Linked DNA regions of Homo sapiens: region 1 is linked to region 2. Evidence: read pairs that join two places in POLR2A ChIA-PET (ENCODE). Cell type or tissue: PC-9. All regions are shown on one strand. Each heading gives the region's core, and the rest is flanking DNA. Links, peaks and the distances in the headings are about the cores only. Region 1 overlaps LARS2 (leucyl-tRNA synthetase 2, mitochondrial). Region 2 has its middle 47 kb from the start of TMEM158.

What was found. ChIA-PET counts read pairs that join two places held together with the same protein. Peaks named below come from ENCODE experiments on the same cell type or tissue, not always from the same donor. Only the 100,000 strongest peaks of a DNase experiment are listed, where the experiment ranks them.
Region 1: POLR2A ChIA-PET joins it to region 2 with 5 read pairs; 2 of 35 experiments call an interaction of 5 or more read pairs at or near these places.

Annotation. Positions count from the first base shown.
Region 1 is chr3:45,470,888-45,483,514 of GRCh38, reverse strand. It overlaps LARS2 (leucyl-tRNA synthetase 2, mitochondrial), which reads right to left. Exons shown (of 22, transcript NM_015340.4): 9 at 9,165-9,272; 10 at 6,888-7,047. It overlaps LARS2-AS1 (LARS2 antisense RNA 1), which reads left to right. Exons shown (of 4, transcript NR_048543.1): 4 at 1-820. Among named protein-coding and RNA genes, the nearest start is that of LARS2-AS1, 32 kb to the left of the region's middle. In PC-9, for the core only: no CTCF peak of the experiment used is centred there; DNase peaks (open chromatin) are centred at 3,044 and 3,684; H3K27ac peaks cover 2,256 bases.
Region 2 is chr3:45,266,903-45,279,529 of GRCh38, reverse strand. No RefSeq gene overlaps it. Among named protein-coding and RNA genes, the nearest start is that of TMEM158, 47 kb to the right of the region's middle. RefSeq lists an enhancer at 5,186-6,385. In PC-9, for the core only: no CTCF peak of the experiment used is centred there; DNase peaks (open chromatin) are centred at 5,429, 5,699 and 6,299; H3K27ac peaks cover 2,865 bases.

The DNA.
Region 1 (12,627 bases), core at 1,788-9,787, 200 kb before region 2:
ACCACACCCAACTAATTTTTGTATTTTTAGTAGAGATGGGGTTTCACCATGTTGGCCAGGCTGGTCTCGAACTCCTGACCTCAGATGATCTGCCTGTCTCAGCCTCCCAAAGTGCTGGGATTACAAACATGAGCCATTGCACCTGGCCTCCACACTATCTTTTCTCAAAGAAGAAATGTGTATTTGCAAATTTTGCAATTATAATATGATGTTACCAGGAGGCTGGGAGGTGAGGGGTTATAGAATAAAAGTCACTAGGTAATATCTAGAACTGGTGAATCAAAAGACAGCAGTATAGGCATATACGGCACATGGACAGACATACAGATAGGGATGTCTATGCCAGAGAAACAGCAGGTGGCACAGACTACCAGTTGACCCCTGTACCTGCTTCCTCTTCTAACTCAGCAATAGAATGTTGAGTTGGACACATGGCTAGTGTGTTTAGCTAACGAAAGCACTGTTCAGCCTCCCTTGCAGCTAGGTGTGGCCATGGAGGATGTGCAGAAGCAACTGCTAGGTCACGGCCTCAAAGGGAAGGAGCATGCCCTTCTCCCCACCCTTCCCCACTTCTTACTTCACTGGAACGCAGATCAAGTGTAGACCAACTTAGAAACACAGAGAAGGACAGGACTCTAGAAGGGCAGAGCAGGAAGACAAGACAGAGGATAACTGCCCTAACCACCTCACAAAGTAGACTTTTCACACATGCTCAAGAGTTTCATGTAGGTAGAATAAACTCCTGTTTAAGCCTCTGTCATAGCCACTGAACTTGTATCCTAAGAAACATATACCTAAATAAAAGTGTTTGGTTAAGGAGGCTGCTTTTATTGTTCTTGTTATTATTAGTACTCTTTGACTTTTCATATAATATACATATATCACTTGGACTTTAAAAAACAAATTAGTTTTTAAAAAGAGATGAAAATTAGAGTGATCTTGAAGTATTATCATTTTATATCTGATAAGTTAGCAAAACGTTTTAGCAAGGTGACACTAATGTTTGTGAAGTTGCTGTGAAATGCATACATCATTGGATATGGCACTCTATATAGCCCTCTCAGAAACCATGTAGAAATAGAAATAGAAAATAGAAAAATAGAAAAATGTTTGTAACCTTTGACCAAAAGAACCCCACACTTGGGAATATCTCCTAAGGAAAATTCTATGAAGCAAAGAGCCATGTGGACATAAATGGTCACAGCAGTTATCTCCATAATAGCCCCAAACATGAAAAAAGCCCAGTGTTCAACATGATGGGAAAGACTTAGGATATTAAGGTACATTGAGTTGATAGGACATTATGTATGGATTAAAAAACAATTGTGAAGCCCGCATGAAAACACAGAAATGTTTTCTGATAGCATATTAAGTGAAGGCCAGAAAATAAAGAGGCAGAAGCAGCCTGATTTTTAAGATAATGTGGGAACGTGAGTTAAAAAGTAACATGACCATGTGCAAAAGAATGAAGTTGGACCCTTACTTCATGCCATATACAAAAATTAACTCCAAATGGATTAAAGATCCAATTGTAAGATCTAAAACTATAAAACTCTTAGAAAATAAAATACGTATAAATCTTTGTGGCCTTTTATTAGGCAATAGCGTTTTAGATATAACACCAAAAGCAAAAGCAACAAAAGAAAAAACAGACAAACTTAATTTCATCAAAATGAAAAACTTGTGCTTCAAAGGGCACCATGAAGACAAACTCTCAGAAGTTGAGAACAACTTAGTAGATTACGTATCTGATAAGAGACTAGTATCTAGAATATATAAAAAATGGTTAAAATAATAAAAAGACAAACTAAAATTAAAAATTAAAATGAAAATGAATTTTTTAAAAGGGGCAAGAGAACTGAACAGACATTTCCCCAAAGAAGACATATAAATGGCCAATAAACACATGAAAAGATGTATCAGGGAAATGCAAATTAAAACTACACTGAGGTATCACATCATATCCACTAGGATGACCATAATCAAAATGACCACAGACAATAAGAAGTGTTGGTAATGATGTGGAGAAACTGGAATTCTCATACACTGCTGGTGGGAATGTAAAATGGTGAAGCCACTTTGGAAAATAGTCTGGCAGTTCCTTAAACTTCATGGCCCAGCAATTCTACCCCTAGGTATATTGCCAAAGAAATAAAAACATACATCCACACAAAAATCTTTATTAATGTTCATAGAAGTATTATTTATAACTATAGTAAAAAAGTAGAAATAACCCAAATGTCCATCAATTAATAAAATGGATAAATAAAATGTGGCCTATCCATATAATGGAGGATTATTTGGAAATAAAAAGGAAAGAAAACATTATGCTAAGTGAAAGGAGCCAGACAATAAGATGACAAATATTATATTTGATTCCATCTACATGAAATGTCCAGAATAGGCAGATCTACAGAGACAGATGGCAGATTAGTGATTGCCTAGGGCTGGAGATTAGGCAAGAATTGGGGAGGGATGACTGCCAGAGGGTCTGAGATTTCTTTTTGGGATGATGAAAATGTTCTAAAATTGACTGTGGGGATGGTTGTATAAATTTGTGAATATATTAAAAACCATGGAATTGTATATATTAAGTAGGTTCTTATATGGTATGCTCAGTTGTTACAAAAGAAAGTAATATAAAAAAATGTAGTGTACTGCTTGAAAGAGTTGAACTGCTTCTTATTACATGTAAAAGTTATATTATACCAGTTTCTCAGTTAGGACAAAAATTGGTCTTTGAACTTAAATATTAGCAGATTTGCAATGAATGCACGGTAGCAGCTCGCATGCTATACCTGGTCAAAATCTATTTCCTAGAAACAACACAATTAAAATCCAAAGTTCCTGAATAGGTCTCTAGTGTTCTCCATATTTCTTCCTTCCTTCCTAATTACTAATGTGTTCAGTAATCACTCCTGTGCTAGTGATGTGATGCAGGAATCTAAGAAGGTGAAATCAGAAGAAACTGAAGCATTTCACAATAGTAGTTAGATAACAGCAAAACACTTTAGTAATTACAAAGGAAACATTCCAGACAAAAAGGTATCTGTCCTTTGCCCTCAGGGCACCCACTGGAAAGAAGGCAGGTCTCTCACACCCTCTGGAAAAACAGACAAATGACTTACATTTGGTGTTCACCAAGGCGGCAGTCCATATAACTAGTTTCTAGGGATACTGCATGGAAACAGGGCTCCGTGGTCAACTGGGTGTGACAAGAGTGCCTATGACTTCCTCTCTCAGACAGTCACAGTGCACATTAGCACAGCAAAGGTTCTGAGAAGTCCAAAGCAAAGATACCTGTTTTTTTTTGTTTATTCCAGATTTTTTGAGCACAGAAGCTTTTCCCTTCACATAACATCAAAGAATTCTACTTGAAACAGTTTGATGGAAAACCAAACCATTACCCCAGAATTACAGATCTGCTCTCACCCTTTGTCCTCACCCCATATGGATACTATGGAGACAAGGACAAAACAGTAGTGAGCAATTAATTATTATTTAATGACCTGGGGCTTCCAGGGAGGCTCTTGCTCTCTAATGTGCCTGTAATGTGTCAATAACAACAGAGTTCCAAGTTGTCCTTTGGAGAGACCGCATCTGCCCTTTCAGCAAAAAATGCATTGTGTAGATAGTTGGTGACTCAGAGCTGAAGTGTGTGGTTCCAAAGCCCCAGGGTTTGAATATTTTAATATTAGGAATGCAAGAAAAGATTTCAGGAAAAGACAGAACAGCTTCTAGAATTCTGATCATATTTCCCCATTGATGCCTTTTATGGCTTCTAGTTCCTATCAAGTGAGAGCTTACATAACATGACTTAAGTCAGATTTGGTCAGCTGAGAGAAGGAGGCGACGTCAACGATTATGGAAATAAACTAAATTTCAAGAGCTCTAGGGGAGCACCTTGCTTTTTTTCCTCTCTTAAAGGAATCTGTGCCAAATTAAGGATGCTAAGCACAAAACAGTACATTTAGTCAATAACATCGGCAACCCAGTTGGCCAGCTAGAAATCAAGAAATCATCCAGGGATCCTCCACCCTCGCAGCCTTCCACAGACTTCTCAGACCTGTTCCCTCCCTCCATCCTGATCCCTGCTGTTCTGGGGGCCTCGCCATCTCTTTCCACAATTAATGGGGTCAGCCAGCCTGCCACTCTAGCATCACCCTGGCCACATGTGTCACTCTCCTCCACAGGGCCCCTCAAAGCTTCTTCTCTACCCACAAGGTCCTCCAAGACCACCTTGGCTGACAGCCCCAATACAAGCTCTGCCAGGAAGGCTAAACTTACAAAGCTTACGTGACCTTCCTTAAGTCATATGGATGGCTCTAGGACCAGAATCTTGGTCATCTCAGGCCAAATCAGGAGCCGATATGTAGAAACAAACTTAGCAACTACAGGAGCTCATGTTTGAGAATTGAAACTCCTGCAAGTGATAAATTTAGTCACAACTGTGTGCTGCCATGACACTCGGTGGTCACTGCTTCAACACAAATCATCCTTAAAATCTGACATTCAATGAAAAAAAATGAGGTGGTCAGCAATGGTAAATGACAGCAGTGATACAACATCCTGGTTTAAAATGTAATCCCAAAGGCCAGAAGAGGCATAAATCATACATTCCTAGGTAATCTGAATTCATCTTTTGGGAACATTGTATTACACTCAATGCACTGTACTGGCCTTCTGTGACTATGATGTCAAAAATCCAGGGACGTGATGTGCAAATTAATTTAGAGATTTTGAATATATTGACATCTGCAAAAAGAGTATTTCTACTCTGAAAATTAGAATTGGAAAATTTTACTGCCAAGTGTAATGTTCCATTTGGAATAATTTCAGAGATTATTAAAAAGAGGGGAGAAAGTAACTAATGAGCCCTTCAAATGGAACATTACACTTGGCACTAAATTTGCCAAAATGAAATGACTAGGCCAGGTCAGGTGTGTCGATATCCATGTGTTCATGAAAACAGTGCTGTTTGCGTGTACTAAAAAAAATTTCTCCATTTCCTACATATGAAAATGTTTTGAATTTATACAGTGCCTTTCATCTCAGGAACTCCATCCTCTATAATTTGTTAGCTCATTAACAAATCATAGCTCCCCTATTAATAGTACCTTATTTTCATTTGTGTCCCCAAATTTAGCCATAAGAGAAAATGTAAGGGCTAGAGATGTTTACATGTTTTAGTTTTTCAATTTTAGATATTATTCAGCCACCATAGCCCTCAAGGAATATCAAATTGCTCATGAGAGTAAAACTATGAGATTTCCCTTTAAACTAAACAGTTGAAACATATCCAGTTTTTCTTTTGAGCAAGGAAAGAAAATAAACCTGAGAGAGACAGCTATATTGGGCTTTATAAGCATGCATAGAAATTTTAACTCAAAAGACTCTTTTCTCTATTTCAATACATATTGCAAAGAGGTGAAACTGAGAGGTGACATCTGCCTTGTGTGGGGCGAGTGGCATATGCATCTGGCTGTCCTCTGTTCTGCCTCTCTGGGGCATCCAGTTAAGACTGGAATGGCTCATCTATGCCCCACCAAGAGTGCATGCAGCAGGCTCTTTAGAAAGTGCTCACTGATTTGAATCCGGCTTTAATGGTCTAAGTAAACAAAGTCTTAAGCAGAGAGAAATTGGGATGACATTGTCTATCTCTCCAACCTAGTATTAGGAAATGTTTCATTCTGGTCATTTCAGAGATGGCAACTTAATATCATCATCCAAAACATTTTTTTAGTCAAATGCTATTTCAGACCCCAATAATTCAGATTGTATACTTTGGGTTGAAGTTTATAGTTCATGAAAGAGAATAGGGATGAGATATTTGTGGAAATATTTAAATTACTTCAGAGACTTATTTCTAACTTAGAATGGATTTCTTTTTGTCTACCCAGGCTTCATATCCCCTTATCTGGTAAGAGCCCTCAAGTTTGTTTTGGAGAGCTCCCCCTCCCTCCCTGGGGACAATCTTTGTGGTCTACCAAGGAAGGTGCCTGGCCTCTCTTTGCCAAGAAATAGGCTGGGGGCCCCAGTTACAGCAGTCAAACACCTTTCCCTGCAAGAGGAGTCTTGAACCAAGTGCTTCAGGCACTGAAGGCGGTGTTAGAGTAGAATTACTGACAGTGGCACTCAGGGGACTGTCTGTGAGTTCCTGTTCTCCAAACTCTTGGGGCTGCACTCTCCAAGTCCCCCTTCGGACTGCCTCTTCAGCTGTTCCTCTAGCAACGGGCTTCCCCACAGCCTTCCAATGTGTTCTCCTTTTCCTCTGGGTTAGTCAGAGATGGAATCTGTTGCTTGCAACCACAGAATCTTCAAATCTTCACAGACCAAGTACAACTTGATATGCCGATTCTAGGTCAGCTTGATCCATTCATAAAGCAGGTATGTTAAAACTCTGTATGGAGCAGGACACTGCTCAGATGACCACATGAATTCTTTAAAACAATAAAATTGAGTTGGAAAAGTTTGCTCTCATTCTTACTGGCTTCCCTTTGGTCTCTGACAGTGTAGTTTTAGTTGATGGTGAAATTATAAATTATGAGAAGATTCTATTCCTAATAGAATAGATTCCTATATCTTCTCCTAATTTATAACTAGGAGAAAAGAACTTTAGATTATACTGAAAGGGAGAGAGCTGAGCTTTCAATCAGAAGCTCAAGACACAGACAAACTAGTATCTCATGGAGAAACCAGAGGTAATAAAAATATTTTCAGAGCTCTTTTTTATCCTCATGTTTCAAAATAAAAACATAAAAAATCAGGCTAAGGCAAAGAACAACCCACGCAAGATGACATAGAGGAAAGGACCTTGAACTCTGGGAGGCGCCATCCAAATGTAAGGTAGCAATCCTACCACCTGAGCCGTTAACTTGCCAGCTCACCTTTGCCAGGGACAAGGGCCATCCTCAAGGCTTCCTTCAGAGAGCTGTGCCCATGTAGGAGTCTGTGGCTGGGCGAGATGGCCACGTGGGAGGTGCCATAAATGGCTTCAGGGGTGGCCGTATAGGCAGTCAGCTTTTCGCCCGTGGCTTGCCCATGAACCTGGTGATAGGAAAGAAGAGTGATGTCATTTCTCAGTCCTCCCTTTGGGCTGTGTTGCTCCCTAACTGTATCCCCTTCCCCTTCCCTCCTCATTCCCCAACAGTGACCACAGCTCTGACCACTGGGCCAGGGGTGTGGGGATTGAGATGGTGCCTGGAAGAAGCTGAGAAGAGGATCACAGTTCCTCTTTCAGAAACACCCCCTACCACTTGCCCCACACCAGGCATGCAGGCATTCCCAAGTTGAAGGTGGTCCAAGAATGCTCAGAAAGATACTTTCCTGGTTTTTCTGGCTCCTTTGTTTACAAATCAAAAATAACTATTAGTGTTATAGTGTTTGTGTTCTGAGAAAGAAGCTATATTTTCTTCAAGGATATAAGGGTACGGTAAAAAAAAAAAAAAAAGGCATCTACTTTTCTAACAAGAAAAACAGGTGCCAAGGTTATTACTGCTTTGAAGAGAGAAAGGATGGCCTGAGCTGAGTTCATGACTATGAGTCCCTAGAGCTGGTTAAAATGCCTTTTAAGGAAGAGGCACACATTAGCCATCCACTGAGTGCCAAATAATGTGACAGACATGGAGGACACAGAGTGGACAGGTGCTACTTCCTTCATGCATTTATTCAAACACATTGACAGAGTGCCAATAATGAACTAAAAGACAGTCTACCACTTGGCCTAACTGCCAATTAGGTGTCACCTATGGAGCCAGAATTGGGGACACAGAGGCATAGATGTGGTCTACCCTGTAGGACTGAGATGCTTCCTTCCTGAGACACTATGTTGCCCCATCTTATTTTCAGGTGGTTCCAGGAATGGAGATAAAAACATGTTCACAGTAAAATGTTGGGCAAAGAAGAAAGTGTAGAAGATATTCCACACACAGTAGCTGACAGGCCCAGAGACCCACACCGAATGCTAGTTAAGAAGCAAAGGCCTTCAACATGAGGACCAGACTCAGGCAAATGCAAAGGCCCTGAAAGAGATGGCCTTGCAGATTTAAACACAAGTCACAGCAGGACTGAATTTCAGAACTCTCGCCACCTTCTTGGGAAAGCGGTAAGAGGAAAAGCTCAGTCCAGGATTTGTATTGAAATGTTTCCAAAGTACACACTCCCTTATGGGAGGCTTTCCATGTTTGCAGTTGGAGTAAGTTGGATCACTTTTGTGAGGAGGCTGCACAGGGAATTATAAGCTGAGTGGCAAGCGGCAGGTGCTTGCAGACACCAGGTATGGTTGTCAGCAGGCAAGAGTCTAGAAAGGAAGGCCAACTTTGTCTCAGCTGCTGCTTCCTCCTCCTAAAGGTTTTGACGGGGACGAAAGTGAGGGCAGGTTTGACGCTAAATGAACAGAGCAGAAAAGTCTTGATGACAGAAGGAGAAATCAGAAGGATAAAAAAAGAATGCCCAGGTAAAAAAAATATCAATAGAACAACTCTCTAGTCAGTAGAGACAAAGAAGTTTTAGGGACCCCTTCTAGAATAGGTGGGCCTTATGTTGTGACCTTTCAGCACTGTTTCCACAGCAGTTTCAAACACAATCCCTAAGCTCTAAGTCTATCTAGTTTTGAAATGATGTCACAGTTAGCTTCTGCTTCCCTGGCTTTTAATCTGCTTTGTGACATGAACCCCTTTGAGACTATAGTGAGAGTAATGGACCCATTGCTCAGGAAAATGCCCAAACATTTTGCACATAAAACTTCAGGGAGTTCATGGACCCCTGAAGACCCTCTGTGTCTGTGCTGTCCAATATGGTAGCCAGTAGCAATATGTGGCTATGAATCATAGCACTTGAAATATGGCTAATGTGTACTATAAATGTAGAACACAGATTTCAAAGACTGTACTAAAATGTAAACTCTTTCTTTAATAAATCATTTTTTATTGAGCCCATCTTTAAATGGAATCATTTTGGTTGTAATGGGTTAAATAAAATATGTTATTGAAATTCATTTCACCTGTTCTTTGCACTTTTAAAAAATGTGGCTACTAGAAAATTTAAAATTGTACACGTTTGGACTGTGGTGCTGTGGAGTCCCAAGTTGCTGGTTTACTCAGTGAGTCCCAAATGTAGAGGAGATTTGTGATCATGAATTGCTGGAGCTGCTATTACTTAATCACCTTTAATGTGAAGTCCAGGTGGCAGCCCACACAGTCCCCAATCCAGTGGGCTTGCATGCCTTTTATTCCATACCATTCTGGAAGGTCTGCCAACGCGTCCTGCATGGCCTGTGCAAATGAAAGGAGAACAAAGAAGTAGAGGCACAAGGCTTATTTAAGAAAAAGCAAATGATTTGCAGCTTGTTAAGGTAGGAAAAGCAGGGACACTAAAGAAGATCCAGGATTTAGCTCTCTCCTTGTTCACTAAGTCAGAGGAAGCCAGGAAAGGTTAGAAACAGATGCATTCATTATGACTCAGTTCAGTGAGATGGGTTTGACCGATTTCGCTGTCCCAAGGGAGTCACGGTTTCACGGAAAGAAGAAAATTAACAAACAAAGGTCATAATTCACATCTTTGGCAAGTGTGTCTAGTACATTCTCTCCCATAGTCTAGGAACTAAAAAAATTAAGTTCAAGTTTATGAATTTTGAAACCCTAAGTCATTCATGAGTGTTCCACAACTAAACAATATCATACATAGGACATTATAAATTTTATCTTTGCATTTAAAAAGTATTAATTTTATAAATATATAAGGGAAACATGACATTAATTTGTATAAACATTTGGCTACAGCACAAAGATTCCTATGTTAATGTGTGATAAAAAAAAAAAAAAAACAACAACAGGCCAGGTGCAGTGGCTCACGCCTGTAATATCAGCACTTTGGCAGGCTGAGGTGGGCGGATCACCTGAGGTCAGGTGTTTGAGACCAGCCTGGCCAACATGGTGAAACCCCGTCTCTACTAAAAATACAAAAATTAGCCAGGCGTGGTGGTGCTTGCCTGTAGTCCCAGGTACTTGGGAGGCTGAGGCAGGAGAATTGCTTGAACCCTGAAGCAGAGGTTGCAGTGAGCCGAGATTACACCACTGTACTGCAGCCTGGGTGACAGAGCAAGACTCTGTCTCAAAAAAAAAACAAAAAACAAAACAAAAACAAAAACACACACACACACGCACCCAAAGCATCTTTCATATTTGTCATCTATCTATGCAAACTATTGCTTTAAAATAATTCAATAGGCTATATACTTATATGATCACCCATATTTCATTTTACAATAAAAATGAAAAGCAACAACAATGACAAAAACATAACTGCTAAGTTTGTTATTGTGTAGGCTGCAACTCTTAATCCCACAGTGCTCCTGATCTGAATTCAGAAAGTATGGCACAGGGAAATGTTGGCCTGTGATCTCTATGGCTCTAATGCAAACTCTGATTTTTCTTTATATTCCACACAGGGCCTGGCCCAAAGCCTACAACTGTGCCTTATCTTGGGCAAATGCTCATTAAATTACCATTTAATTCCCTGTACTCAAGGGAGAGAATTAGAGAGCAGTACTACAGAAGCAGATCCCCAGGCATCTGGGAAGGGAAGTAATAACCTTTGCAGAATACTTCCTAAGTACCAGGCACTTTTATGTATGTTGCCTCATTTAATCTTCACATCAACAGCACAAGTCAAGTAGTAATACTCCACATCCCAGATGAGGAAACAAGTCTCAGAACTTTTCCCCAAGTCACTCCACAAGTATGGGATAGAGCTGTGGAAGCAACACTTGAAGCAAGATGTAGCTGACTCCCAAGTCCATATTCAGTCTGATACTCTGCTATGCAATTACTACTTTATAACAACAGTTCTTAAATTCAGCTTTCCCATATCTGTATTTCAGATGGCTTCAGCTTATCATACTCTAACTAAAAGGCATGTATTAGAGATCCATCTGCTTCTATTATCTTATTTATATTTTTATTTTATTCCTAGAAGGAAGACTCTGGTCATAGAGCCATGGGGCTGACATTGTCATCAGAATCCTCTCTCTTTATAGATGAGGACAGACAGGCCCAGGAGAGAGCAATCTGCCCCATATCACTCAGCTAATTGGAACCAGGCCTGAGACCACTGTACTCAGGTCTCTTGGTTCATTACTCGCTTGAAAGGGGACAAACTTGCCACCACATCCCACTCCCTTCCCCACTGACACTAAGGAGTATAACCAGTCATAGGCTCAGTACAGTTTCAGAACACTGTAGGGTGACCCAGAGGCACAGGATCAACTGGCTTAAATGCCACACCAGATTGAGAGGCTGGAGATGCTGGTACCAATGGCAGCAATGGCTTAACCAGACCATTTTGGGAAAAGATTGTGGCTGTGCCCTTGTTCTCCCCTAATTTCTGCCTGAGCTTGGATCCCCGGCATTCTCATTCAACTGTGAGTAACCTGATTCTCTTCTAATCAATTCCTCCTTGGCTTAAGTTAATCAGAGTAACTTTATGTTGTTTGCAACCAAGTTGCCTAACTAACATCAATGGATTATAAAAGTTTCAACATCCTGATACATATATATCTATATTAGCTGATACAGTAATGCCTCGATGTCATTGTAGCAAAAGTAGATCTTGAATATGTTAATTATATACTAATATGTTAATAAACAATTAATCTTCTAATAAAATTAAGTACTCTAGAATGCTTTTCAATTTTTAGAGCAATGTAGGGGGTCTTAAATGTCAACGAGCACGCAAGTATATTATAAACTTTGAAAATGACCAATAGCTTTTCCTCTCCAAAGACCAATGAGGCTCCATTTAACTTCCAAGCAAATCCATATGTGGTCTAATGGGATCTGATGTCTTTCCATCATATCAAATCCACATTACATGATCTGAAAATTGGCTCAATCTCCCTGACTAAGTCCAATTCTGATAGCACTTTACGTCCATTCCTTTACCAGCATTACCGAGCCACTAGTGTATTCACCCTCTCATTGTGCTTTTTCTTCTAGATGTAATCGTCAAGGCTGGGAAACTTCTTATGGAGGTACCTTGCTTAAAATATTCAGATCTTGATGAGGATGACAGATTCAAATAGGATGAAATGTGAATGTTTTCATATGCTAATTCTGGAACAATGCCTGCTTAAAACCTAACCAAATCTATGAATATTGTGAAAAACCAAAAGAAATTTTTAAAATTAACTAAATGAAATCAACATCTCGAACAACTCTGCAAGCTCTTTTCGGTCCCCACTGTATAATAAACACATGATTCATGACTGTTTTCTGATGAACAGGGCTTCAGAAAGTACCTTTTCCAATAGCTGCTGATAACCTTTCCTTCAATCCTGGGCTGGCCCAGAGCAGGGCTCCACCAGAATAAGATGTGAGTAGTTACGGTGCTACAGCTGTTTAAAGAGCTATTTTTGTTTTTTTGGGGTTTTTGTTTAGTTTATATCCTTCTTTTTTTTTTTTTTTTTTTTTTTTTTTTAGTGTTGTAATTACAGTGATAGATGGTATTCGCCTCATTTCATGTCTTTACATCTGGCAGACAGGACTGGTACGTGTACCTCTTCCATATACTGGCCAATCTTAAAATCCCACTGGCTCACAGAATCCAAAAACCTGGGAAAATATCAGGTTT
Region 2 (12,627 bases), core at 1,957-9,956:
TTTAGTTTGTTCTTGCTTTTCTAGTTCCTTGAGGTGTATCATTAGATTGCTTATTTGAAGTCTTTCTACCTTTTTGATATAGGCACTTAAACTTACCTATTAGTACTGCTTTTGTTGTATCCTATAGATTTTGGTATGTTATACTTCCATTTTCATTTGTGTCAATATTTGTTTTCATTTCCTTCTTAATTTCTTAATTGACCCATTTGTCACTCAGGAGCATGCTGTTTAACTTCCATTTTTGTGTAGTTGCTAATGTTACTCTTATTATTGATTTCTAGTTTTATTCCATTGTGGTCAGAAAAGATACTTCACATAATTTCTGCTTTTCCTAATTTGTTCAGGCTTGTTTTGTGGCCTAAGATGGAGGCTATTCTGGAGAATGTACCATGTGTTGATGAAAAGAATTTGTATTCTGTAGCAGTTAGATGGAATGTTCTGTAAATGTCAATTAGGCCTATTAGGTCTAGTGTACAGGTTGACACTGGTGGCTTTTTGTTGTTTTTCTGTCTCAATGATCTGTTCATTATCGAGAGTGGGGTTTTAAAGTCCTCTACTCATATTGCATTGCAGTCTCTCTCCTTTTAGATCTCCCTTTAGATTAGTGTTTGCTTTATATTTTTGGGAGTGAGAGATCAGTCAGTGAGAGAATATAACAAGTGTTGGGTGCATAGATATTTACACTTGTTATATTCTCTCACTGACTGATCCTTTTATCATCATATAGTGACCTTATTTGTCTCTTTTTACAGTCTTTGGTTTGTAGTCTAACTTTATCTAATTATAGCTACTCCTGCTCTTTTTTTGTTTCCAGTTGCATGGAATATATTTTTCCACTCCTTCACTTTCAGTCCATGAATACCTTTATAGATGAAGTGAGTGTTTTGTAGGCAGCATATAGTTGGATCTTGTTTATTTATCCATTTGGCTAGTGTATGCCTTTTAATTGGAGAATTGAGGCCACTTACATTCAGTGTTATTACTGACAAGTAAGGACTTACTACTGCCATTTTGTTGCTTGTTTTCTGGTTGTTTTGTAACTCTCCTCCTTTCTTACTGTCTTCCTTTGTGGTTAAGTGATTTGCTCTGGTAGTATGTTTCATTGCTTTTTTTTCTTTTTTTCTCTCCTCCTCCCTAATTCATTGCTTTTTATTTTTAGTAAATCCTTTACAGGTTTTTGCATTGTGGCTTACAAAAAAATCTTATAACAAGTTATTTTAGAGGGATAATGACTTATTTTAGGTCATAAAGAAAAGAATATAAATTAACAAAGAAAAATGGGGAAAAACTACACTTTAACTCCATCCCACTTTTTTACTCTATGTTGTCTCAATTTACATACTTTTATACTATCCGTCTCTTAGGTTGCCATAGGTATTATTGTCTTAGATAGATTTGTCTTTTGGGCTTCATAGTAGAGTTATGAGCAAATTGTATACCATAATTACAGCATTGGAGTATTCTGGGTTTTTCCATGGACTTAATTTTGTTATTGGGCTTTATGCCTTCAAATGTTTTCTTTTGGTACATTAGTATGTTTTCCTTTCAGATTGAAGAACTTCCTTTAGCATTGCTTGTAAGACAGGTCTGGTGGTGGTGAATTCTCTCAGCTTCTGTTTGTCTAAGAAAGATGTTATCTCTCCTACATATTTGAAGGATAGCTTTGCTGGATACAGTATTCTTGGAGAGCAGAGTTTGTTTTTTTCTTTCCAGGACTTTGAAAATGTCATTCCACTCCCTGCTGGCCTGTATGGTTTCTGTTGAGAAGTCTGTTGCCAGGTGAATTGGAGTTCCTTTATATGTTATTTGCCTCTTTCTATTGCTACTCTTAGGATCTTCCCTTTGTCCTTGACCTTTGAGAGTTTAAATATTATATGTTTGGGTTAGTTTTATTTGGGTCAAATCTATTTAATGTTCTCTGACCTTCCTGTACCTGGATATTTTTATCTTTTTCAAGTTTTGGAAACTTTTTCTTTGAATAAGCTTTATACCCCTTTCTTTTGCTCAGTGTCCTCTTGAACACCAATAATTTTTACATTTGGTCTTTTGAGTCATTTTCTGTATCTGTCAATCTTCATCCTTTTTCATTCTTTTTTCATTTTTGCTCTCTGACTAGGTATTTTCCAATAGCCTGTCTTCAAGCTCACTGATTCTTTCCTCTGCTTGATCCATTCTGCTATCAAGAGCTCTAATGAATTTCTCAGTTTTGCAAATGTATTTCTCAGTTCCAAGATTTCTATTTGATGCTTTCGTTATTTCAATATTTTTGTTAAATTTCTATGATAAATTTCTGAATTGCTTTTCTCTGTTATCTTAGAGATTACTGAGTTTCCTTAAAATGTCTATTTTGAATTCTTGGTCAGATAATTTGCATATTGCCATCTTGTTAGCATCAGTCACTGGTTCCTTGCTTTGTCTGTTGAGGAGGTCACAGTTTGCTGTGTGCTGTTGTTTCTTGTGGATGTATATCTATTCTTTGGGTTGAAGGATTAGTTATTTATTGTAGTCTTATCTGTCTGACTTGCTTTGGATTTTATCAGATATGTTTGCTTAAAGAGTCTTTGTAATTTACCTGTGGATTTTCTTTTTTACTGCTAGGTTGCTGCCTCCTTTTTGATACTAGATGGCACGTTAAGCCTAGATTTGCCTAGGTTCTAGTAAACAATCAGAGTGATGCCTGTCCCAAATGGGGATAACTCCGTAGTGTGGGAAGGCTGCTTAGGGTTTTGTGCCTAGAGGACCTGTGGAATGAACCTTCTACAGCATGGTGCTGCTGAACAGTCAGTCTGATTTGGCATCCTCTTTGGCCACATTACAAAGGGTTTCCAGGGCTGGAGATGGTAGTCCTGTCCCCCTACTTCATCTCCAGCTATTTCAGGGATATTTCTCCCTTCAGGCAGTGGTGATGCTTCTCATGGGTTGAGGCAGGGACAGGTCTACTCCCAGGGAACCCAAGATAGTGGAGAAACTGGGATCCACCTTGATGTCACTTTTTCCAGCGTAGAAACCATGAGTGAAGGGGCAATGTTTTATGTGCTTGGTACTGAGCAGATTAGGGTAAGAAGCATCACAGATATGGAAGACTAAATCTCTTACGGTCTACTGGGAGTTTTTTCACTTCTCTCTGGCCCCAGAAACTGTCTTATCCTTATATTTGAGTTCTGGGATATTATTGGTGATAAGCTTGGTGCTATATATTTGTTTTTTTGGTTTTATATGGAGGAGTAAAGCCAGCTTGCTTCTACACCACCATTTTGGAACGAAAAGTTGAAAGGTTTTCTCCCCTTCCATCTTGAAGGGAGCAAGGATTCGTCCTCAGGTAATAATAATCCACTCTGGATGTGAATTTGCCTTCTATGGCTGTCACATTTCTTCCAGTAACATCTCCAGTAGACTTACTGAATGCTTTACTTCACCATAATAATACCCCATGCCACATTGCATCTCAGCAAGAACTTATTTTAGAATAAAAGAAGTGAGGAAATGAGATGAAAAAATATGGCATTCACAGGTCTTACAGAAGGTTAGAATATTTAATGAAGACTCAGTAACAGCATTCACTGAGAGAAAACGTCTTGTGAGGTTGGGCTGCTATCCTATACAATGAGCCCATGCTTTGAATTAGAAACTAGTGTATGGCTCTGGGTCTCCCACAGGCCAAATACACCAGTCTGGGGAACCAGTAGGTAGAAGTGAGATGGTATCTCTCACTAGTACACATTAGCACTTGCAAATGCTTCATTTCCTATTTGTATTGGTTATTCCATACATGTTCTCCCACATCCATTCTTCCACTTTTCTATTCTGCTATATCTCTGAAGACTGTCTCACTTGGGCTGCCACGCTGACTCGCTTCTCTTTGGATCAGCCAATGACATTACCAGCAGGTAAGCAGAGAGCAGAGGAGAGAGAGAGCTCAGGGTATTTCCTCTCCATTTCCTCCCTGCTTCAGCATTGCATCTTTGTCAAGGGCCACCTTTTTCCATAGCTCTAGCTGCCGCTGGGCAATTTCACCCCAGCTCTGCTCTCACTAGACTCAGGTCACACTATTTCCTCTCCTACTCCTAGACATGGTAATGGCTTCCTGCTGTTTATTAGCCTCTGGGTGCCTCGACATCCATTGTTAGTGTCTTTAACCCTGCCTGCATCTCTTAGAGGTCCCTCAGTAAAGTCTCTTCATTTAAATAAAATGAATTGAATTCTATTTCCAGCTAGGATACATTATTTCTGCAACTCTGTGTTTTGCTGGCTTCAAGTGCCAGTACCCAAGAGAGGAGACAAAAGAATAGTTTTATTGTATTGAAAACTGAGGCTGCCATCTGTCCACTTCAATACTTTCATGCCAAACAGGCTAGAGGTAGGCTGCAGTGACAGGTGCTATTTTATAATAGGGCCTGGGAGCGATTCCACCTACACCACAGGGAGATAACACCTGGTAGTGTTAGGTCTAGTGTTTAAAAAACATACACTAATGGAAGACTTTACTAATCCCATTCAAGGAGGACCACCAAGAACTTAGATTTTTCAAAAATCAGGTTGGGGTAGCTCACTGGGTAAAGAACTCTGTTCAGCTGAGGTGCCCCTAAAGAGAAGGGGGATATGGAATAGATTTTAGAACAAGGATGTCATAAGTCACACATCAACTAAGGCTATGTGAATGTGTTGGGCAGAAACAAAGGCTGAAGTAGCTATTCATATTTTCTACCATGTATGTATTTTAGTTCTTTTTGTTCCTTTACCTATTCCCCTACTGTTTTTATGATTTATTCCCCAGGTAATAGACTACCAGAATGGGATTACAATGGACTCAGAGGAGAAATATGTATCACCCGGACGTAATCTGGCTTTAGAGCCTGATGCAGTACCTGATGATAGTTTGAACTGACTACCTGACCTCTAGACTCCCTGTTATATAGAATATGATTCTTCCTTATTCTTTAAGCTACCTGAACTCAGAGAGTTACTGATGGCCAAACACATCTTAACTGATACACGTATGCTCCACTAAGTAAATGAAGTTAAGTCAATTACACTTGGGACAGTGCTTGGCACATGGGATCCTTCTCACTGTGAATTCTGGGATATGGTTGCAACTGTCTATTCCGCAGTGGGAGAAGTCAGTGGGGGCTTCAGTGCTCAGGGAGGTTTCATGGAGGAGGAGGTCAGGTGTGATGTTCAGCCTGGTTATGCTGAACATCATGCTCAGCATGATGGGAAGAGTCATGCTGTTGGGCAGACCTCTGATTAGAGCCATGGCAATTGTACAACAAAGGCAGACTGACCTGAACGAAGGACAAGGCAGCAATCTTGAGCATGTGCCTCTATGAGAGGGGCTGTGGGTAGTGCAAGCTCAATGTGGAAGGAGAAAGAAGGAATTAGTCAAGTTTATGCCTTTGCTTCTTCATTAGTCATGAGGAATGCTCCCTGCATAGAAGAATCAGAAGTAAAGCAAGAATGAGTTGCTACCATATGTGGTTTCCCTCTGCCCTTGGGATACATAGAAAATAATGTTTTGCTATGAACTAATGACTTGACCATTTTGGCCTTCAAGAGATAGTGGCAGCAGTAGATACAGTTGCTGTCTCATCAGTATCTCTTTACCAGGCCACCACACCCATCCCCCATCTGCAGTGCATGCTGACTGCTAATGACACAGCTGTTTCTTTCTCCAGAGACTTCCTTCTCCAGAGCCACCTCATCCTGAAAAGCCTGAGAGGTTACGTCCTCCCCTAAGGGGAGCCCACAGCCAGTGATGACTGACATGGGGACCTAAAGGCCAAAGGGCTTCCCTGCAGTTGGGACAACTGCATGTGAGCTCCCCACGGGATCAGGCTGAGTTAGACTTCAGCTGAAGCTATATGTTTGCCCAGCTTCTTCTCTGCCCCATTCTAACTCCTCAGTCCCTTACAGGTTTTATCTGGGAGCAGTCCCCCAGTCAATCCTTTTCTCAAGCTCCATTTCTGAGGAAACTAACCCAAGGCACTGCCTCTGGGGCTGTCGAAGGAGGTGATTTCTGCAGAAGAGAGTAATGGAGCTGGCTTTCTGCTTCTTGACCCCTTGCTAATCCCAACACTTTACTGTTTCTGTCGGGCCAGCTCTGTGGGCATTTGAGAAGACTCCGGGGACTACATCAGTTTGATAACCAGGCCTCAGGCCAAGAGGAAATTCAGCATACATCTGCCCACTGCCAGGCTCAACCCACACTACTGCAAGCCTTTGGAGGAGCAGGTGAGCTCATTAAATCCATCTGTGCTGCCTTCCAGCACAGCAGGTATTTTTAACTACATGGCAACTACTGTATCCCTGGGCACCTTGAGTGAGGGCCCGTGACTCACCTGCAAGATTGGCAAGATGTGCCAAAGGGCATCCTTGTTATATTTAGCTAGGACTGTTTTCAGAAGATTTAGGGTTGGGATAAAAAAAAAGTTTCTTGGTTCCAGCTTGTGCTGAGCAACGCACTGAGCCTGAAGCCCAGGGCTGGAGTGGCCTGGCTGAGGCTATTCCTGTTCTCCACTGGCTCCACCGAGGACACCAGGGCAAGTGAAAGGGGGAGGCTGAGTAGCTCAGCAGTACTTCCTAAGGGGTCATGGAGAGTCCCCAAAGGGCAGAGAATGCCCCCAGCATGATCACTGGATGTTGGGGGCTCTAGGAGCACAGACGAGCCTGGTGACCATCATTCAGGTTCTAGTTTTTACTTTTACCAACGTTTCCTTGAGCCAGTTACTCTCCCTGTTTCCACCTGTTTTTCCTTTTCTGTAAAATAAAAATAATACCCAGCTCACAAGGTCTCTGGGGAGTGCCATGTAAGGAATGTGTGAAAAGGCTTTGTAAACTGTGAAGTGCTTGTCAGGCAGCCATTATTAGGGGGAGACTAAAAGAGAGTCCTCAGAGTCTCCAGTATTTGCCCTCCCACCTAGGTGGGGCTGGATGACCTAAGCCAGGCAGACACCTGCGGTGCCCTGGGAGAGGAACCACCTCATAGGAAGCAGCTTTTCATTCATGACTTCAGTCACCATATCACTTTGTTCTCACAACTTTTCTGTGGAAAGGTTTTTCTTTAGGGGTGTTTAATTGAGGCCGCCTGTTTTTGTGTGGGCAGCTACATATCCAGACACGACGGGTTAAAGGTGGCCTATGTTTTGATCAGAAAAAAGATGAATTCTGGGCCTGCTCTGCTGTCAAATATCCTCCTCTGTGACCACTAAGGACTCACAGATACACTGTGTTCCAGCAAAGCCCAGATGCCAGTCGGTGTCTGCAGTGCAGGAGGCTGGCTGGGGAGCTGCAGTTTGGTTCACACTGCTCTTCCCAAAGACAGCTATTTAAGGAGAAATTTTTGCCTCTCTGCATATAGTCAGTAAAAGGAAATGTATTTGCATTTCTCGTAAGTCCTGTGAACCAGGAAGATAGGCTCAAGCAATTTTTTCTTTTGGTGAGTTCCCAAAGAAAAGACCTTGTTTTCATTAGCAAGCAAATGTTCAGCCTCTTCTGGGTGTCCAGCCTTATGCTTGGATGTAAGCAGTGTTTAAATAGATGGCAGCACCCTGGTTCTTGATTTACAAACCACTAGAGGAATCAGTACTGGATTTGGAGCTAAAAGACCCTGGCCAAGTTACTCAACCTGTCTGGGACTTGCTTTCCTCATCTTTAAAATGGGAACTGAAAAGATTGTTATGAGGATGAAATACGCTAAGGGGCACTAAGTTAACATAGAGTTTTAAAGCACTCACTTTGATAACTGACAAACTGGACTACATGTTTCTTTATATCTAGGGCCCCAAGATGGCATATGGGATGGGGCTGGTGTTCAGGAAAGTTTGTTTCATGAGTAAATGAATGAATAAATAAATGAATAAAATATAGACAACGAAACCGAGATTCAGATTGGAGAGGTGACTGTCCAAGATTGTTCAGTACTTGTTAAAAAGAGAGGACTCAAACCACATCTTTTAACTTCTATTCATTTTAGAGAATTTTACCAAGATCTTTATTGTCACAAGATTAAGATTAAGCATTACTACTAAAGAATAAACTACAAGCATCCACAAAGCAGGGTATCTTATCTTCTTCGGTACTGTGTGCTAGTTTATTCAATAAATATTGAGAGGCATACTAGTTACTATGGGAGTTGTGACTACTTAAAAGGAGGAAGCATTCTTCCTTTGCAAATTGGTTTGTGGTAGCAAATGATTACCCCCCTCCCAAAAAGCATAAAAGATAGAATTCTAGTAACAGAGTGAGGAATGAATGAAACCAAAAACCTAGAATGCAGTGAGCTGCTTTTGAGAAATAAAACACAAATCTTAATTTCTTGGCAGCCAAAGAAAAGAAGGAAACAGATTACATTAGTGCCCACTTGACTAATATAAGGAGGGACTGCAGGATATCAGTAGGCAAATTCTCTTATCCCTGAGAGGAATCTGTACTGTGTGCTGGTTTATTTGGAGAAGAATTTGTCCAAAAGTATCTGTATAAGGACATTGAATAACTGGGTAGACAGTGTCTTCTACGATAGTGCCAAGACGTTTCTTCCGTGATCCTTTAGCATTTCAATTCTCAAGAAAAGCCAAAGGGGCTTTGGGTTCAAGTTGAAGGCCAAGACATGGTCCCCTCCTCAGCTCCTTTACCTCAACGTTTTTTTTCTTTACTTTATTTATTTATTTATTTATTGAGATAGATTCTCGCTCTGTCACCCAGGCTGGAGTGCAGTGGTGCGCTCTCAGCTCACTGCAACCTCCACCCCCAGGGTTCTAGCAATTCTCCTGCCTCAGCCTCCTGAGTAGCTAGGATTACAGACACCCGCCACCACGCCTGGCTAATTTTTTTGTATTTGTAGTAGAGATGGGGTTTTGCCATATTGGCCAGGCTGGTCTCAAACTCTTGACCTCAGGAGATCCACCTGCCTCGGCCTCACAAAGTGTTGGGATTACGGGTGTGAGCCACCGCGCCAGGCTCCCTCAACATTTCATGGAAAAGTCAGAAGACATGTGTGTGCCTGTGGAATTGTTGGTTTGTGTTTAAGGAATAAAACTATAAAGGTGCTGGAAAACAAGAATGGTAGCCTGTATCGGGCAGAATGTTCCAGAGAATTCTGGAAGATAGAACACACATGAGTTGCAGTTGAGTTGGCAAAGTGAAATAGGCCTGCAGAAGCTTTCTCCCTCAACTCCTATGGAAATGTCAAAAATAGTAAAAAAAATAATAATAATAAATGAGAAAAATATACCAGTAAGAGTCAGACAAGAGCATAATCTAGTGGCATAAGAACTTAAGTGATGACAGAGGAAAAAATAACTCAGAAGATGATGGAGTGCAGTGTACATACCTCCTACATGTGGCTCTGGTGAGTCAGCAGAATCATGACAATTCTACTCATAGCCCACCCCACCTTTCTGGAGAGAAGCGACATTTTCTTTTCCTCTTTCTATTTGGGGTGGGGAGTGGGAGAGAGAGTAAGAGTGGTGGCAGCAGCCACTGAGAAGATAAGGTAAAACTGGGGAGATAATTTCGCAGGTCAAAAGCAAGGGCTTCAGGACTCCACAGTGAATTAGAAGAGTAATCATCCCTGCTCCAGGCTCTCAGGTTACAGAGAAGTAGATAGAACAAAAAGTACTTGTAGGGAAATTGCTCATGGAATATAGACTGCGGTTATAGCTGTCCACATTCAACATGACCAAGTTAACAGGAACAGCATGGTAACAATGAAAACACTTTACAATAAACAAAAGGAAAGACAAGAACAAAACATGCAAAGGATAGTTGAAGATCATATTCTAAAAGAAAACACAACTCAAAAAACAGAAAAGATTCCTCATGAGTGCTATTTCTAACGAGACCATGAATTTAATAAGAGAAGAACTGAGGCTGGGTGCAGTGGTTCACGCCTATAATCCCAGCACTTTGGGAGGCCGAGGCGGGCGGATCATGAGGTCAGGAGTTCGAGACCAGCCTGACCAGCATGGTGAAACCCCATCTCTACTAAAAATACAAAAATTACATGAGCATGGTGGCATGCACCTGTAATCCCAGCTACTTAGCAGGCTGAGGCAGGAGAATCGCTTGAACCGGGAAGGCAAATGTTACAGTGAGCCAGGATTGCACCACTGCACTCCAGCCTGGGTGACAGAGTGAGACTCCGTCTCAAAAATGAATAAATAAATAAAAATTGCCTAATGATTTTTTTTAAAAAAAGAAGAACTGAAAGGTGACTTGATAAGTTGATAGACTGAAATTCAAATAGATCTTTCAGAACTAAGAAAACAAATTGAGGACCAAAACAATACCATTAAGGAATTAATAAAAATATTACAAACAGTAAGAAACAGGAAATAGAAGGCTCAAAATCAAATTGCCATCATAAAGGAAAAACTTGTAACAATCATGGTATGCAAAAAATAAATACAAAGATATTAATGCAATTAGAGAGAAGATAATAAATATGTACAAAGATAAGCCAGTGCAAAGAAAATTGGAATGCCCGTAGAAGTCAACAATTTGAACATCCTAAAATCTTCCTTCTACATGAAAAATATTCTAATGTGCTAAACACACAGGTGCATATCCAGTTGGCTCTCCGTATTCCTGGGTTCCACATCCTTGGATTCAACCAACGGCAGAGTGAAAATATTTGGGAAAAAATACCCCAATACAACAAGAATAATACAAATTCAAGAAGACAATACAGTGTAACAACTATTTATATAGCATTCACATTGTATTAGGTATTATAAATAATCTAGAGATGACTTAAAGTATATGAGACTCCTCTATAAAGTAGGTATATATTTTTAAAAGTATATGGGAGGATGTGTGTAGGTTATATGCAAATACTACCCCATTTTATAGAAGGGACTTGAGCATCCTCGGATTTTGGTATCTGCGATGAGTCCTGGTCAATCCCCCATGGATACCAAGGAACAACTGTGTGCATTGGTTATACACATACCTATATGCATGTGTATATGTACATATATAACCAATCCCCTGAGGATATGGAGGAGATATATGGATAGATAGATATAGATATAGGTATAGGTATATGCAAAATCTTCATAGCAATGAAATGGTCTGCAACAAAGCAAAGTAAGAGAATCACCTGTGATTCAGAAAAGCAGGAGGAACCTGAGCCTTTGAAGGTAAACAAAGACCAAGCCAAAAAGCACTTCACAGCTTGAGATCATCTTTAGGGAAAAGTAGCCTAGGATTTTTTTCATAGGGAAGCAGATAGTAAGGGGAAGAGGTAGGAATGAACAGTAAACCAAGCCTTAGACCTGAGCAGTAATAGATCCAGAGCCACAAAATTTTGCACAAATCCAAGCCTCGGAGGGGGTTACACTTTCAGGAAAGGGTGAAGTTAAGGGTATCCTACCTAGCAGAGGCTGACTTCAAGAAACAGTGACTCAGAATCAGTTCTGGCAGAGGAGGAAAAATGAAAACTTCTCCTGAGATTTGAAGGCAAGTGGCCAACCCTCCTCTAGGTGTGATGTCTGAATGTACACTGAAATATACCAAAATATCCCAAGATAAGAATTTAGAAGAACCTAGGTCCACAGTGCCCAAAGCTCCTGACGGAGGCAATCATGTACGCACAACACAGCCCTCATAAAATTCCTACTGGAAAAGTCCCATCATAAATGAGCTCATAATGTAAAATCAGAAAAGGCCCAAGTAAGCAAGCCATCATGAGTAAGAGTCAAAAGAAAAAAAATTAGAATTATTAAATATAAACTATGATTTTAATACGATTAAGTAAATAACAGAGATAATTTGAAAGTAAGTAAGAAGCAGGAGCTTATAAAAATAAGCAGACATATTAAAAAGAACCAAACAAAGCTTCTGGAAATAAAGAATGTAATAGAAATTAAAATATCTGTAGAAGAGTTGAAAAGCAAAATAGACACAACTGCAGAGAGAACCTGTAATTTCAAACGTAGATCCAAAGAAAATACACAGAATGCAGCTCAGAGACAAAAAGATATGGAAAAGTCTGGTTAAGAAAATTAAATGATGGAGTGAAAAGGTCCAATATAGATCTAATCAGGGCTCCAAAAATAGATAATAGAGAGTGCGATAAGAGGTAATTTTCAAAGATATAAGAGCTGAGGGTTTTGCAGAATTGAGTAAAGACATAAATCCCCATATTTAGAAAGTTTTTGAAACTCCCAGACAGGATAAGTCATAAGGTGGACATACTCAGACACATCGTAGTGAAACTACAGAATGTCAAAGACAAAGGGATGATCTTAAAAGAAACCTGAAGAAAAAAAAGACAGATTACTCACAAAGGAGCCAAGATAGATCAAATTTGACTTCTCAACATCAAACATAGAAGCCAGAAGAGAGTGGAATAATGTCTTCAAAGTGGTGATAGAAATAATTGTCAACTAGATTTATAAGCCTAGCAAAACCATGTTTCTAGAATGAGTAAAATAGAGACATCTTCAGTAACGTAAACAGTAAGAGAGTTTGCCACTGACAAATCCTCACTAAAGAAACATCTAAGTGATGTACTCCAGGAAGAAGTAAAATATCCTAGAATGAAAATCTAGGATCCAAGAAGAATAAGCTGACAGGTGAAAGTGATTTTTCCCACTCCACCAGACCCTCCCTGAATCATTACTTCCTTCC